3 separate regions of the Homo sapiens genome follow, and regions 2 and 3 are each linked to region 1. The links are chromatin loops, found by intact Hi-C in ENCODE. Cell type or tissue: dorsolateral prefrontal cortex. All regions are shown on one strand. Region 1 overlaps VPS35L (VPS35 endosomal protein sorting factor like). Region 2 overlaps IQCK (IQ motif containing K). Region 3 overlaps GPRC5B (G protein-coupled receptor class C group 5 member B).

The links. Peaks named below come from ENCODE experiments on the same cell type or tissue, not always from the same donor. Only the 100,000 strongest peaks of a DNase experiment are listed, where the experiment ranks them.
Region 2: it touches region 1 in a loop (2.4-fold over the local background); 2 of 110 quality-filtered maps call a loop at or near these places.
Region 3: a loop joins it to region 1, with 8 times the contacts of the local background. A loop is called at or near these places in 3 of 110 quality-filtered maps.

The regions. Positions count from the first base shown.
Region 1 is chr16:19,663,663-19,668,662 of GRCh38, forward strand. All of the region lies in intron 26 of VPS35L (VPS35 endosomal protein sorting factor like), which reads left to right. Among named protein-coding and RNA genes, the nearest start is that of KNOP1, 52 kb to the right of the region's middle. In dorsolateral prefrontal cortex, a CTCF peak has its summit at 2,879; a DNase peak (open chromatin) is centred at 2,949; H3K4me3 peaks cover 1,201 bases; H3K27ac peaks cover 5,000 bases.
Region 2 is chr16:19,742,782-19,747,781 of GRCh38, forward strand. The region is part of intron 4 of IQCK (IQ motif containing K); the gene reads left to right. Among named protein-coding and RNA genes, the nearest start is that of IQCK-AS1, 21 kb to the right of the region's middle. In dorsolateral prefrontal cortex, no CTCF peak of the experiment used is centred here; a DNase peak (open chromatin) is centred at 2,680; H3K27ac peaks cover 4,288 bases.
Region 3 is chr16:19,859,350-19,864,349 of GRCh38, forward strand. GPRC5B (G protein-coupled receptor class C group 5 member B) reads right to left here. Exons shown (of 4, transcript NM_016235.3): 3 at 2,488-2,624; 4 at 1-1,195. The coding sequence ends at 1,151. Among named protein-coding and RNA genes, the nearest start is that of GPRC5B, 23 kb to the right of the region's middle. RefSeq lists enhancers at 1-36, 1,310-1,891, 2,472-3,052. In dorsolateral prefrontal cortex, no CTCF peak of the experiment used is centred here; DNase peaks (open chromatin) are centred at 417 and 2,782; H3K4me3 peaks cover 4,832 bases; H3K27ac peaks cover 5,000 bases.

The DNA of each region.
Region 1 (5,000 bases):
TAATTTCTTTTTTTTTTTTTTTTTTTTTTTTTTTTACATTTTGGAACTTTAAGCTGTTTTCACTTTTTCTTCAAATGATCTTAGAGTTGATATAAAGATATCTTCATCCAACAGGAATGATTGACCCAATCATTTATAGTAGCTAGGCAGCATGAATAATCAAAACATACAGTTTACCTAGCATCTTCAGCTAAGCCCTTATTTTCAGCTTCTGTCTGCATCTCACCCTTTCCCGCAGCTATTTGCTTGTGACATATATTTTGGAGTCCATCTGTGGGGTTTTAATGGCTTTGTGTTCTGAGTGTTTGATTTCTTCCTGTCCTTGCGGAAGTTTCCCGAATACCGTGTTCTTTCAGTGGTCCACAGACCTTTTGAAACTACTCAGGTTGAGAACAGGAGAGCCTGAAACTTCAGATGGAAAATGTCAAATGTGATATTTTGCCAGTGAGCATCCCTGGCATTTACTCGTCATATATACAAAATAATGAGGTAGTCTGTCCCCATATTTTTAGCAAGGACCCCAACAATTCTTACAATAGAGCAGTCCAAGAGTACTACAGTGCTCTTACAAATATGGGGGCAGTGGCTATGTTTATGCAATTTTTCTTACTATGAATACGGGGACGGTGGCTGCGTTTCTGGAGTTTCTCTTACTACGAATATGGGGATGGTGGCTGTCTGTGTTTGCTCTCTGCCCAGCAGAGAGCAGTGCCGTGAGATGCGTCAATTGCTGTGTGGAAAGAACCATAGAATGCTGCTCAAAAAAGTGAAGTCCCTTTTTCAAGAAAAAGGGGTCTCAAATACAGTGACTGTAGTGTTGGGTCAGCAAGACCTGAGTGGGGTTTTTCTGGTTTGGGTTTTGCCTTTAAGATGGGATATGCAGTGATTGTTCTGAGATACTGGAAATATAAGCAGAAAAAAAAAAAAGGTATATGGAAAAGAAACATGGATGTCCCAGCAGGGAACGGTGGCTCACGCCTGTAATCCCAGCACTTTGGGAAGCCAAGGCAACCGGATCACCTGAGGCCAGGAGTTAAGACCAGCTTGCCCAACATGGTGAAACCCCATCTCTACTAAAAATACAAAAATTAGCCTGGCACGGTGGCATGTGCCTGTAGTCTTAGCTACTCGGGAGGCTGAGGCAGGAGAATCGCTTGAACCCGGGAGGCGGAGGCTGCAGTGAGCTGAGATCACATCACCGCATTCCAGCCTGGGCAACAGAGCAAGAGTTCATCTAAAAAAAAAAAAAAACAAAAAAACATGAATGTCCCATGAACCCCAGAGGACTTGGATGAAGGAAGCCTAGTCCGTGTACTTGCTGCTTTTCCCCTTCCTCTAGTGGAACCAGGACAATATATATTTTTTCCTTTTCTAAAAAAATTTTTGTGGGTACTTAGTAAGTGTATATATTTACAAGGTACATGAGATGTTTTGATTCAGGCAGGCAGTGTATAATAATTACATCCTAGAGAATGGTGTATCCATCCCCTCAAGCATTTATCCTGTGTGCTACAAACAATTCAGTTATATTCTTTCAGTTATTTTTAAATGTACAATTAAATTATTGACTAGAGTCACTGTGTTGTGCTATCAAATACTAGGTCTTATTCATTCTTTCTATTTTTATTTTGTACGCAGTAACCATTCCCACTCCCCACCATGCCCCACCATTACCCTTCCCAGCCTCTGGTAACTATCCTTCTACTCTCTGTCTCCATGGGTTCAATTGTTTTTGTTTTTAGCTCCCACAAATAAGTGAGAACATGCAAAGTTTGCCTTCCTGTGCCTGGCTTAATTCACTTAACATAATGCCCTCCAGTTTCACCCATGTTGTTGCAAATGACAGAATCTCCTTTTTTATGGCTGCATAGTACTCCATTGTGTATATGTACCACATTTTCTTTATCCGTTTGTCTGTTGACGGACACTTAGATTGCTTCCAAATCTTGGCTATTGTGAACAGTGCTAAAACAAACAGGAGTGCAGATATCTCTTCGATATACTGATTTCCTTTCTTTTGGGGGTAAATCCAGTGGTGGGATTGCTGGATCCTATGGTAGCTCTATTTTTAGCTTTTTCAGAAACCTCCGAATTGTTCTCCGTAGTAGTTGTACTAATTTAACATTTGCACCAGCAGTGTGTGAGGGTTCCCCTTTTCTCCACATTCTCACCAGCATTTGTCGTTGCCTGTCTTTTGGATAAAAGCCATTTTAACTGGGGTTCGATGATATCTCATTATAGTTTTCATTTGCATTTCTCTGATCAATGATGTTGAGCACCTTTTCATATGCTTGTTTGCCATTTGTATTTTTTTTTTTGAGAAACATCTATTGAAATCTTTTGCCCATTTTTAAAATCTGATTATTAGATTTTTTTTCCTATAGAGTTGTTTGAGCTCCTTATGTTCTGGTTATTAATCCTTTATCAGATGGGTAGTTTGCAAATATTTTCTCCCATTCTGTGGGTTCTCGTTTCACTTTGTTGATTGTTTCCTTTGCTGTGCGGAGCTTTTTAAGTTGATGTGATCCCATTTGTCCATTTTTGCTTTGGTTGCCTGTGCTTGTGGGGTATTACTCAAAGAGGGGACAATATTCTTTACTACTGGGAATCTGAGTTCTCCTTTTTCTGTAGGTCTTTAAAAAAAAATCCGTTATATCTTAAATGAGCTTCCATAGCTCTTAATAGCTACAAAACAAAGTGTTACATGAAGTTGACATGATTATTCTGAACTTTAAACTATAAGGATAAACTGCTGTCACATGGGGTAGGATTTGATTTCTAATTACTTAAGATAAGATTGAGAAGTCTCCAGACAATATTTTCTATATGGGGCAAGTCTTCTGAGGATAGAACTAAAAATCTGCTTTGGAACCCTGCATGCCCCAACCTTTAAATAACTGTTTATTTTAGCTCCGTCCTTTAGAGTGGAAACTGGGCGGGGTGGGTGAGAGGAGCCAAGTTCTGGGGACAAAGCTGCTCTCTTTTTAATGAGGCATAATAATAGGCACATTCTCTGGGCCAGTCAGTAACAAACACATAAATAGAAAAAAATGGTCTTTCAAGTTGCTCTGAGCAGAATTTGCATTCCCACTGAGAACCTTGTTTCATGATATACTTACTTCACTGTGGGACTGCCGGAGGACTAAGGAAATGAACTGCTTAAAGATAGGGCCTAGGAGATCCTGTGGGTTCCATAAGTAGGGCCATGTTTTTCTTTCTTTCTTTCTTTCTTTCTTTCTTTCTTTCTTTCTTTCTTTCTTTCTTTCTTTCTTCCTTTCTTCCTTTCTTCCTTTCTTCCTTTCTTCCTTTCTTCCTTTCTTTCTTTCTTTCTTTTTTTTTGAGACAGAGCATTGCTCTGTTGCCCAGGCTCGGCTCACTGCAACCTCTGACCGACGGGTTCAAGTGATTCTCCTGCCTCAGCCTCCCGAGTAGCTGGAATTACAGGCATGTGCCACCATGCCCAGCTAATTTTTGTATTTTTAGTACAGACAGGGTTTCACCATATTGGCCAGGCTGGTCTCAAACTCCTGACCTCAAGTGATCGACCCACTGGCCTCCCAAAGTGCTGAGATTACAGGCGTGAGCTACCGTACCTGGTTGGGCCATGTCTTACTAGTGGTCACAAGATAGAAGACCCTGCAGGCTCTGACCCTTTCTGGAAGGTTTCTCTATCAGAACGGACATCAGGTGGCTTTTCCTCAAGCCCCATATTTAATGTCTCTCCCCAAAACAATTGAGATAAGTGGATTCATAGACCAAAATACGTAACAGGCTTAGAAAATAAGTGTTGGCCCAATGCGGTGGCTCACGCCTGTAATCCCAGAACTTTAGGAGGCCGAGTCAGGCAGATCGCTTGAGCTCAGGAGTTTGGGACCAGCTTGGGCAACACGGTGAAACCCCATCTCTACAAAAAATACAAAAATTAGCCAGGGATGATGGTGCACTCCTGTAGTCCCAGTTACTGGGGAGGCTGAGGTAGGAGGATGGCTGGAGCCCAGGAGGCAGAGGCTGCAGTGAGTCGAGATCACACCGTTGCACTTCAGCCTGTGCGACAGAGCAAGACCCTGTCTGGAAAAAAAAAAAAAAAAACCAGAAAAAAAAATAGTTGTTAATTAGTATGATTATGTTGGTCTCATTGCCACAGTTTATGTTGTCAACGCTTTCTCTCACTTTTTTTTCATCTGTTTGTCTACCTGCCCATGACAGTACCCTGTTCACAGTTGGGGCTTAATAAATGTGGAAGGGGTTTGAGTTTGGGGTTCAGGAGACAGCCAGGCAAAGAAGCTTCCAGAGCAGAGCTAACTTGACTCAGAAAGCTTTACAAGGAGTGTCTTTCTGTGACATGTTTTTTTTCCCTCTCCTTTGAAGAAGGAAGAGATGGCAAAACTCCACCATCCATCTTCAGACACATACTCTTCTCATTAAACATAGGCCTTTCTTCCCAGGAAAGTGAGCATTTGCTGTTGCATTTGCCCCTCTGGTGTGCTGGCCGGTGTTCCTGTTTTAATTCAGGATGCTGTTCACCCCTACAGTGTTCTCTTTGCATCACTGGAAGTCGTTTTGGAGTGGAAGTCCATTTGGACCATGAAAACATTTGATCTTGTCGGGTAGTTTAAAATTTCATTTGTCAGGTCAGTGTTTTGATTGTTTTGACCTTGAGGCTTTTTCTCACGGTCAATACCTTGGCAGTTTTAGAAAGAACTTTCACTCCCTCTCCGTCTTCCCCTCCACCTCCCATCCTTCCTGCTCTCCCTCATCCCTTCCACCCCGTCTCCTGTTGTGCACACACATTCTCTCTCCACTCCTTTTCTTCCTCTCTTACTCCCTTTGAAGTCTTCTTGTTTTACAGATTTTTTCATAGCTCTTTAAATATCTTCATTTCCCAAACGATTCTATGGAGCTGATGTTAATCAGAAGCCTTTAAGCTGAGTGTGTGTGTGTGTGTGTGTGTGTGTGTGCTGTGTTCCTTCAGACATTTTGATGGCTATTTAACAAAAATG
Region 2 (5,000 bases), 79 kb after region 1:
TTTTTCTTTCTATGACATGGCCCCCATAGTGCCTGGAACATAGTAGGAACTCAATGAGTATTTATTGGATAAATGAATGAATATGGATTCTCAAAAGATGGGGCTGGCCAGATGCAGTGGCTCATGCCTATAATCCCAGCACTTTGGGAGGCCGAGGCGGGTAGATCACTTGAGGTCAGGAGTTCAAGGCCACCCTGGCCAACATGGCAAAACCCTGTCTCTACTAAGAATACAAAAAAATTAGTTGGGCATGGTGGCACGTGCCTGTAATTCCAGCTACTCGGGAGGCTGAGGCAGGAGAATCGCTTGAACCCAGGTTGCAAAGGTTGCAGTGAGCTGAGATCACGCCACTGCCCTCCAGCCTGGGTGGCAGAGTGAGATTCTGTCTCAAATAAATAAATAAATAAATAAAAGTCAGGGCCTACTTTTAAGATCATAATTAAGCTACATGAGCACTCTGGAGGTCTGTGACCTTTATTCAGTTTGTTGTAGTTATTACACACAGGAGGTAATTTATTAACTATACCTGCAGTGACTGGATCTACTGCCTCTGGAGGGAGGTAAACAATGGGGAGACCGCCTAAGTCTGCTAGGCTCCCTGGAGCTGGAGCTGGGCAAGGAGCAAATCCCCTCAAATTGAAGGAGCCTCATTCACAGACAATGGAGAGCCAGAGAGTAGAGCAAGAGGCTAGGATTCAAGAATAGTAGTTGTCAGCACTTTTTGAGCCTTGCTTTGTGCCAGATGTCATTCTAAGCACTTTACCTGCAGTCACTCATTTAATCCTCCCAACAATCTTTGGAGGTGGATGCTATTATCATCATCTTATGGATCAGGGCTGTACAGCACCAGGGCTAACCAAGAAGCTTAAGTTCACAGCTAGAAAGTGGCAGAGCCAAGACTCAAACCAAGAATTGTTCCAGAGTCTAAGAGTTTGACCACTGCTCCACTCTGATGGTCAGTCACACAGCTTGCTGAAAGCAGAGGTCAGATTCTGACATGAAAGATGGGTCTGGAGGCTGTGGAGAAAAGGAGTGAGAAGTTAGCAAGCCTTTTATTTAGGTTGTCCTGCCAGTACCATGAAACTCCAAGGAAGACCAGGGGGAACAGAGCAGACAGAGAAACAGCAAGAGCTGGCACCTAATTACTATGCCATAGAGCATTTGGCCAATTACACACACATCTATTGTGTGGTGTGTGGTGTGTGTGGGTGTGTGTATAGGTGTAGGTGTGTCTGCACACATGAATTCAGGCATTGTGTGGTACATGGTTCAGCAATTCCATGATTCCAGCCTCTGGAATCAGGCAGACCCTTTCAACCCAGGCCTGTTCCCCAAAAGCTATGCAAGCTTGATTATTTTGATTTTGAGTCACTCATCTTGTGATTCTTTTATATATATCATTTTAAATACTATGAATTTAATATAGTTTCTAAACAAACAGTTGTTCCTGCTTAGATTATTTTTTCTTCTTTTCTCTAAGCACACAAATAGTATATTTTTTCATTTTAAAAATTATTTTCATTTTTATTTTTAGAGATGGGGTCTCACTGTGTTGCCCAGGCTGGTCTCAAACTCCTGAGCTCAAGTGGTCCTCCTGCCTTGGTTTCCCAAAGTCCTGGGATTACAGGGATAAGCCAGTGCACCTGGCCCATCTTAGATATTTAACTCTATTTTAAATGCTCAATGTAAAATTCAGCATATTTAATAGGCAGGTATTTCCCTAATCCTTAATTTTTGGTGGAGATTACAATTGGGAGAATAAACCTTAAGCACATGATTTCCATGAATTATCTCAGCCTGAGAGTTAGATCAAGACCTCCACATTTCATGATACGAATTTAACAAGTGAAATAGATTTATTTAACCCTTTCTCAAAGGGTCATTTTCAATCATGTAAAAAAAGTAATTGAGATTTTTTAAGTGGCATCTGTATGGCATTAGAGTGACAATCTACAAATAAAGCCAATGGCCTTCTAGTTTTGCTGTGAAATTAGCTGGGTGCTAGCAGTATTTTATATTGTGTTAAACAAATATACTCTGTGAAAGGTAAATAACGGAAAATGATTGCTTTGTACAAATAGCTGGTGGAAGTACATCTGTGGCCAACAATAGATACTGTACAGACATTTCCTGTGTGTATAGCGATTTATGCAGCCATGTATACAACAAGCCAAAGGTAACAGAATGCAGATAATAGTATCTAAATTCGTTGGCCAATAAGTGAAGAATCACATGGAAGATGGGAAAGAGATGAAAGTTTTGACCCTTTGCTCTCCTATATTTAATATTCCAATATTTTGGGTATATTAAAAAATTTCAAAAGAAGCACGAGTTACCTTTGTAATCAGGAAAAATAAAAGTTAATGATAAGTAACATTTTCAAGTCCTCATATTTGACCCTGCTGCATCGTCTAGGTTATTTTCTTTCTCTCTTTCCTTTTCACTGACACACTCAGTGAATCACCTCACCTACATCTTTTTACCATTCATTCTTTCTTTAATGTGGCACTCTGGCATTTAAATGCTCACTATGTCTGGTACAACTCAAGTTTACTAATGACCCAGTACTGCCAAATTCTGTGACCTATTCCAGGGACAAAAAGGAGGCCAGTATGTTTGGGGCAGAGTGAGCAAAAGAGAGAGGAGGTGAGTTTGACAGGGTCAGCCCCGCAGCGGCCGTAACATCACATGGGCCAGTAAACAAAGTGGGTTTTATTTTAAAAGCAGTTGGAAGTAATTAGAGCCGTGACTCAACCCTACTGGGCCCAGTGCTCCCTTGTCATAGCATTGTATAGTGTGCTTCTTGCTATCCTGAAATGAAATGCTTAGATGATATAATATAACCTATTTATCAGTTACCTGATTGCTGTGTTGTACAGTAAACTACCTGAAAACTTCATGGCTTAAAATAACGATTTATTATTTTTCATGACTCTGGGCCGACTGGGCAGTTCTGGTGCTCTCTCCTGGGGTCACTCATGTGACTGCGTTCAGCTGGTAACTGGGCTGGGTTGGAAGGTCCAATTCTATCTCACTCATGTGTCTGGGGCCCTGGTGCTGCCTGCTAGCTGGGGCACTTCGGTTCTCCTTCATGTGGCCTCTCATCCTCCAGTGGGCCAGCCCAGCTCCTTTACAGCGTGGTGGTCTCCAGCAGCTTTCCAAGAGGGTAAAAGCAAAAGTGCAAAGCCAAGACCTGGAACATGACTTCCACCAAGTTCTCTACTAAAAATACTAAGAATTAGCTAGGCCTGGTGGCATGTGCCTGTAATCCCAGCTGCTCGGGAGGCTGAGGCATGAGAATCACTTGAACCCAGGAGGCAGGGTTGCAGTGAGCAGAGATCCAGCTTGGGGGACAGAGTGAGACTATGTCTCAAAAAAAAAAAAAAAAAAAAGAGTCTAGCTTCATTTCTTTTTTTTTTTCTTTTAATTTTTGTGGGTACGTCGTAGATATATATATTTATTGGGTGCATGAGATGTTTTGCTTCAGGCATGCAATGCGAAATATCATGGAGAATGGGGTTTCCATCCCCTAAGTAACTGTGTTACAAACAATCCAATTACATAGACTTTTTTACTTATTTTAAAATGTACACTTAAGTTTTTATTGACTGTAGTTACCCTGTTTTGCTATCAAATAGTAGGTCTTAGTTGTTGCCATTAACCATCCCCAACCTGACATTCATTCCTACTGTGTCTCATGGTGATAAGGCTGTGGGTGCTGAAAACATTTCCCATTGTGACTCTTAGAATTGCCGTCAGATCTAGTTTGTAAGCCATGCAAGAAAATCTTATTATAACTTTATAGTCAAGTTTCTTTTTTATTTTTAACAAAAGAGCATTGATCACTTCATTTCCCAAACTTGGCTACGAGTTGCTTTTGTTTCTAAAAATCAAAGTGATCCTCAAAGGACAAGGCTTTAAAAAGAAAGTCAGCAGGCTCTGACCTGAGGGTGACCCAATGGTTCTTTAACAAAGTGAAGGGCAGTGGCTTTGTGGCAGGATTTTCCTCCTCTGGTCTGAAGCTTTGTCCGCCGGCTTTGAGGGGCATGGCTTTATGCCAGATGGCTGTGGTAGCAGTCTTGACTAACTGCCAGATAGGGGGAACATTATCATTTGGCCATAAATTGCATTTCGATTATTATGTACTTTATCAGTTAACTTTTTTGCCATATAATAAACTACCTCAAAAGTTAGTGGCTTAAAATTACAAGCATTGGTCAGGCATCGTGGCTCATGGCTGTAATCCCAGCAATTTAAGAGGCCAAGGCAGAAGGATCATTGAGCTCAGGAGTTCAAGACCAGCTTGGGCAACATAGCAAGACCCCTATCTCTGCCAGCAAAAAATCATAACCATTTATTTAGCTCACTTTTTTGCAAGTTAGCAACTTGGGCTAGATTTAGCTGGGAGTTTCTTCTGGCCTTGGCTGGGTTCATTCATGTGTCTTTGGCAGCTACTGGATAGGCTAGATGCTGGCTGGTCTAGGATGGCCTCAGCTGGGATGAGCTGTTCCATGTGGTCTCTCATCCTCTATCAGATTAACCCTAGGTTGTTCATAGGGCAGCCAGGCAGGGTTGCTTCAATTCAATTAGACACGTCAAGGCCTCTTGAGCCTGAGGCTTGGAACTGACATAGTGTCACTTTCACACGTTAGATTGGCCAAAGCAAGTCACAAGGCCAGCCCAGATCCGAAGAGTTAGGAAATAGATTCCTTTTTTTTTTTTTTAAGTAAATGTGTGGGGTTTAAATACAATTTCATTACATGCATAGATTGCACAGTGGCAAAGTCAGAGCTTTAGGGTATCACCCAAATAACACACATTGTACCCAATAAGTAGTTTGTCATCATCACCCTCCTCCCACCCCTTCACCCTTCCGAGTCTTCACTGTCTGTCATTCCACTCTATCCATCTGTGTATAGACAGGTTTTAGCACCCACTTATGAGTAAGAACATGCGATATTTGACTTTCTGTGTCTGGCTTGTTTCACTTAAGATAATGC
Region 3 (5,000 bases), 200 kb after region 1:
TTCATGGAACCTGCAGAAAAACCAAAACAAAATATCCCCCACACCCTCCAAAAGCAACAAGAAACCCTCATGTGATCCATTCCATCCAGGAATTTTCACCATAGCAACGGAAAGGACCCGAGGTGTCACTGCTTGTGAGGCAGCGAGAGGTCATCTCTGCATCCTAGTGGGAACCCCTGAAGCCCTGCTAGGTGACATCATCGCGGAAAACCTGCCGTGGTGCCTGCCTTCCAACCTGCCTCCCGGAGGGGCTTTCAGCTGGAGACCCCATTGGAGCTCTTGAAATGAATAAGGGAATAAAATTGGGAGAGGATTTGGAGATACACCCGTAAGTGTAGGAACAGGGCGAGATGATCAAGGGAAGAAGGGACTGCTGCCCCAAGCCAGAATATTTCTATGGCTCTACAAGGGAAGGGGCGGGGCCTGTGTTCTCACCATAGACACTAGAGCAAGAGCCCCATAGAAGGAACAGTGGTTGATCACTTTCCAAATGTGATGGTCACTTCATCACCCAGAGGGCCTCTTCTTTGGCACATGCCAGGGTCCCTCCACCTCTACTGGCTATAAAGCTCACCCCACGATTCAGTTGGGCCTCACCTTGGAATCCCACCCACAACCTCCTTAACTCTCCTGACCCCCCTGAAATGTGCAAACCACCAGGCAAGCCGGTGGCAAAGTCCCCATTTGTCCTCAACGCAACGGTCATCTCCAAGAGGCTACCTGGGGTCCAGCACTTGCTGGGGAGAGGTGATAAGAGTGGGAGCCCCCCACCTCCAACCAACACCAGTCTGGCCCACCAGCTGTGAATTTGGTTCTGTTCTACCCCCAGAGGATGAAACAGTCTTCCCAGCCACATTTTCCAGTGAGCCTAATACTATTTGCAATTAGCTTTGCTTTAGTTTGCGGGGATTGAGGTTGGTCTGGTATTACGTGTCTGTGTGTGTGGCAGGGGAGGGGCGGGCAGTCGGTGTTAGCTTTTCAGTTCGTCAGTGTTCACATTTACACGAAATCCCCTTGGCTAGGATTTCCAAATTTCCTGGCTGTGAGGCGGCCTGGTTCGGCAACTGTTACCGATTTCTCCCTCAAGAAAGACACAGCCAGGGAGGCAAATCGGTAAGAGAAATTCTGATTCTCTGGAACTTAAAGTCTTTCACCAAAGGTGTCTTCCTGTGTGACTTGGCGGAGCAGTTGGGATCTGGAATAACACATAAGGATAACACACTGAGAACTCTGTGCTTTGCAAAGTCAACACTAGAAACCGATGCGTAAACAACGCGGCAAAAATAAGTTACCTTGCTTTTACCTAGATGGGTCGAATAATTCCCAGGAGAGGCAGCAATGACTGTGAGTCATGCTGCTGTGGTTCTTGGGAAGCCCAGCTCCCTTTTCTATAACCATCCACCCGTAAGGAATGTAAGTTCAACTCATTCACTTTCAGTCTTGACTATTTTTTCACACACTGGCCTTGAAGGAACCAGGAGGGCTTAAGAGTGACGGATGGGGGCTTTTCTAAGCATATTTATTATAACACACAGGCCGAATGCTTGTGAATCAGGCTTTTCTTGGCTCGGGACAATAAAACAGCCCAGTCGTTGGCAGGGGGTTTTAAGAATGCAAATCTGTGATTCTGTCTTTGAGCCTGTTCCAAACCAATGCAAACCAATGCCTAGCATACCATTCAAAAGGCCAGGAAAACCTAAATTCCCTCTAGAGATCAAAGACCATCCCTGATTTACATAAAAAAAAAAAAAAAAAGAAGAATGCTCAGGTTGAGTTATGGAGTTGGAACATGATATAAAGAATGGAAACCCAATTTACACATGTAAACTGGCTCAGACCTTGTTTCTGAAAGAAGCATGTAGCTATGTTTGGAAATTAAATGTGGAGATGAGAGTGCATCTTTGGATTGCTGGAGAAACAAAATGGTGTCATTCCAAGGAGGCAAACGTAAACAATGACAATTCTGCTGAAGGTCTGTTTGGCATCAGATAGTAGTAAACCTGCTTCTGTGTTTGAGGGAGAGAAACAGTAACTGCTTCAATTTCTTAAGACATCTCTTAGGGAATGGGAGAACCTGGTACCCAGCTGGGGAGGAGTCAACAGAGGGGTGACCGGGGACCTTAAACTAGGCTGGATGTCAGCAAAATCTGCTAGGGGCGCTCCATCATTCTGGGCTTTTTCCAAAAGTCACCTCCCAGGGACAGAGTGAAAGCCAAATAATTCACTGGGTCCAACAGCCTCAAGGATTACAAACTCTTTCAAACGAATCTACAGATGGTTTTCTAAATAGAGGTGGGTATTCTGTGTGTGGAGAAAAGGGGTAGAAAGGGAAAGAAGAAAAATAAAAGCATTGCATGCGTTTGAGCTGTGGCGGTCCTTGCAGGCCACATGGGCAGCCTCCATGGAGGAGTATGTCCCTGTTGAAGCTGCTCCCCGACACCGTAGACTCCTAGGCTTCCTACCCCCACATCACATCTTGATACTTACGGTCCCACCGTTGAGCACGACGGCCATCTCAGTTGGCTGATACACGTTGCTTCTAAACGGAGCGCTGGGTCTTTTCCCCAAGCTGCCACTGGGTCTTTTTCCCAAGCTGCCGTTGGGAAATCCTGCTGTTCGGAGAGCTGGGGGAGGGAGGGATTGGCAAGACAACATTGCCAAAAAAAAGACACAATTTTGTTTTCTTCCCCTGCAACAACAGCGCGCTCCGGGCACCCCCATCCACCCAACCCAGTGGCTCCTCCCCTTTGTCACAAGCCTGATTCAAAACAAAAGTCACAAAGGGGCTTTGTTCTCAGGCTCTCTAGGAGCCTGACCCATCTCAGTGGGTTTGGGAAAAGCTGCTGTAGAGACCAGGGGAAGGAGGCCCATGGTTGGGCCTCTGGTTCCCCCTCCAAGCCACGCAGCCTCTGCAGGCCGCGGGTGACAGGCGCCTTCTCACTACAGAAAGCCATTCATGTAAAGTTCAGCATCACACTACTCAAAACTGCTTGCTGTTTCTGGACACACACTGAGGAGGAAGCTGCTAAGAGTCTTCACTGGAAAGTGACCAGGGATGAGAACAGGGGGACTCTAACCACATGTGTAGGGTTATTCCAAACAAGAATAAAAGGGAGACCTAAAGCCAAGATGGCATGTCGGCACTTTTTCCCTCTGAAAGATGGGTAAAACCGGTGTTTCTTATTTACTGAACTTTTAGAGATTTGAACTTCCTTTTTGTTAAAGAAAAGCTAACATGAAAAGACATGGAGGAATCTAACAAACAAAAAAAAAGGGTAGAAGCCGGGCGCAGTGGCTCAAGCCTGTAATCCCTAATCCTAGCATTTTGGGAGGCCAAGGCGGGTGGATCACTTGAGGTCAGGAGTTCGAGACCAGCCTGGCCAACATGGCAAAACCCCCTCTACTAATAATACAAAAATTAGCCGGGTATGGTGGTGCACACCTGTAATCCCAGCTACTCGGGAGGCTGCAGCACAAGAATCGCTTGAACCCGGGAGGTTAAGGTTGCAGTGAGCCAAGATTGCACCACTGCACTCCAGCCTGGTGAAATTGTGTCTCACACACAAAAAGTCTTCCCTGAAGGGAGCCACTTTTCTGGCTAAAAAGCAACAAGAGAGCTTGTTTTTGCTTTTGTTTGTTTGTTTTGCAAATTACTTGGGGCAGGGACCAAAATCACCTTAGTTATACAGTTAAGCTTCACAGAGCGCCAACCAGGAGCCAGGCACTGTGCAAAGTACTTTATATATATTAACCATTAACTCATTTAATTTTCTTTCTTTCTTTTCAACTCATTTAATTTTCATCGCACGATAGCTACTTTTTTTTTTTTTGACAAGTTATTGCTGTTGTCCAGGCTAGAATGCAGTGGCACGATCATAGCTCACTGCAGCCTTGAACTCCCAGGCTCAAGTGGTCCTCCTGCCTCAACCTCCAGAGTAGCTGGGACTACAGACACATGCCACCATGCGTGGCTAATTTTTTAATATTTTTTTTTAGAGACGGGGTCTCACTTTGTTGCCCAGGCTGACTATATGTACTTTCATTATGTCCACTTTGCTTGGGGCACTTTGCTTGGGGCCCAAGGTCACACAGCTGGTAAGGGGCACAGTCAGCATTGGGACCCAGGCAAGGAATCTGTGTTCTTTTTTTTTTTTTTTTTTTTTTTGAGACAAGAGTCTCGCTCTGTCGCCCAGGCTGGAGTGCAGTGGTGCAATCTCGGCTCACTGCAACCTCCACCTGCCAGATTCCAGCGATTCTCCTGCCTCAGCCTCCTGAGTAAAGTAGCTAGGACCACAAGCACGTGCCACCATGCCCAGCTAATTTTTGTGTTTTTAGTAGAGACAGGGTTTCACCATGTTGGCCAAGCTGGTGTCAAACTCCTGACCAAGTGATCCACCCACCTCGGCCTCCCAAAGTGCTGGGATTACAGGCATGAGTCACTGTGCCCAGCTGGCATTCGATTCTTATAGGACCTCAAACCCTACTGTGAATTGTGGATGTGAGGGATCTAGGTTGCACGCTTCTTATGAGAATCTAATGCTTGACAATCTAAGGTGGAACAGTTTCATCCTGAAACCGCCCCCCAACCCCCCCGCAACCTTGATCCATGGAAAGATTGTCCGTGGTGCCAAAAAGTTTGGGGACAGCTGCTTTAGCCTACTCACATTGGATTTTTTATTACTTGCAACTTACTTCAAGAAGCCCAACTAACACCCTACCCACACCTGGGCCAGAGACAAAGGCAAGCCAGGCTCACCCACCTTGCTTAGGACCTCTCCTAAGACAAGAGGTCCCCTTAGGAATCAAAGCTCAAATGGCTGGATGCCAGCCTTTTCTTGCATAGACCCTGCATGTGATGCCAGGCTGGCCTTGCCCCCAAAGCCAACTCGGGGCCTTCTAGCAAGAAGCAAAAAGTTGTTTTAAATAGGCCTTGGCCCTAATGAGATCTGACAGCCCAAAGCCCCTAATAGAGGAAAGAACACTTTTCTTTCTTGCTCTGT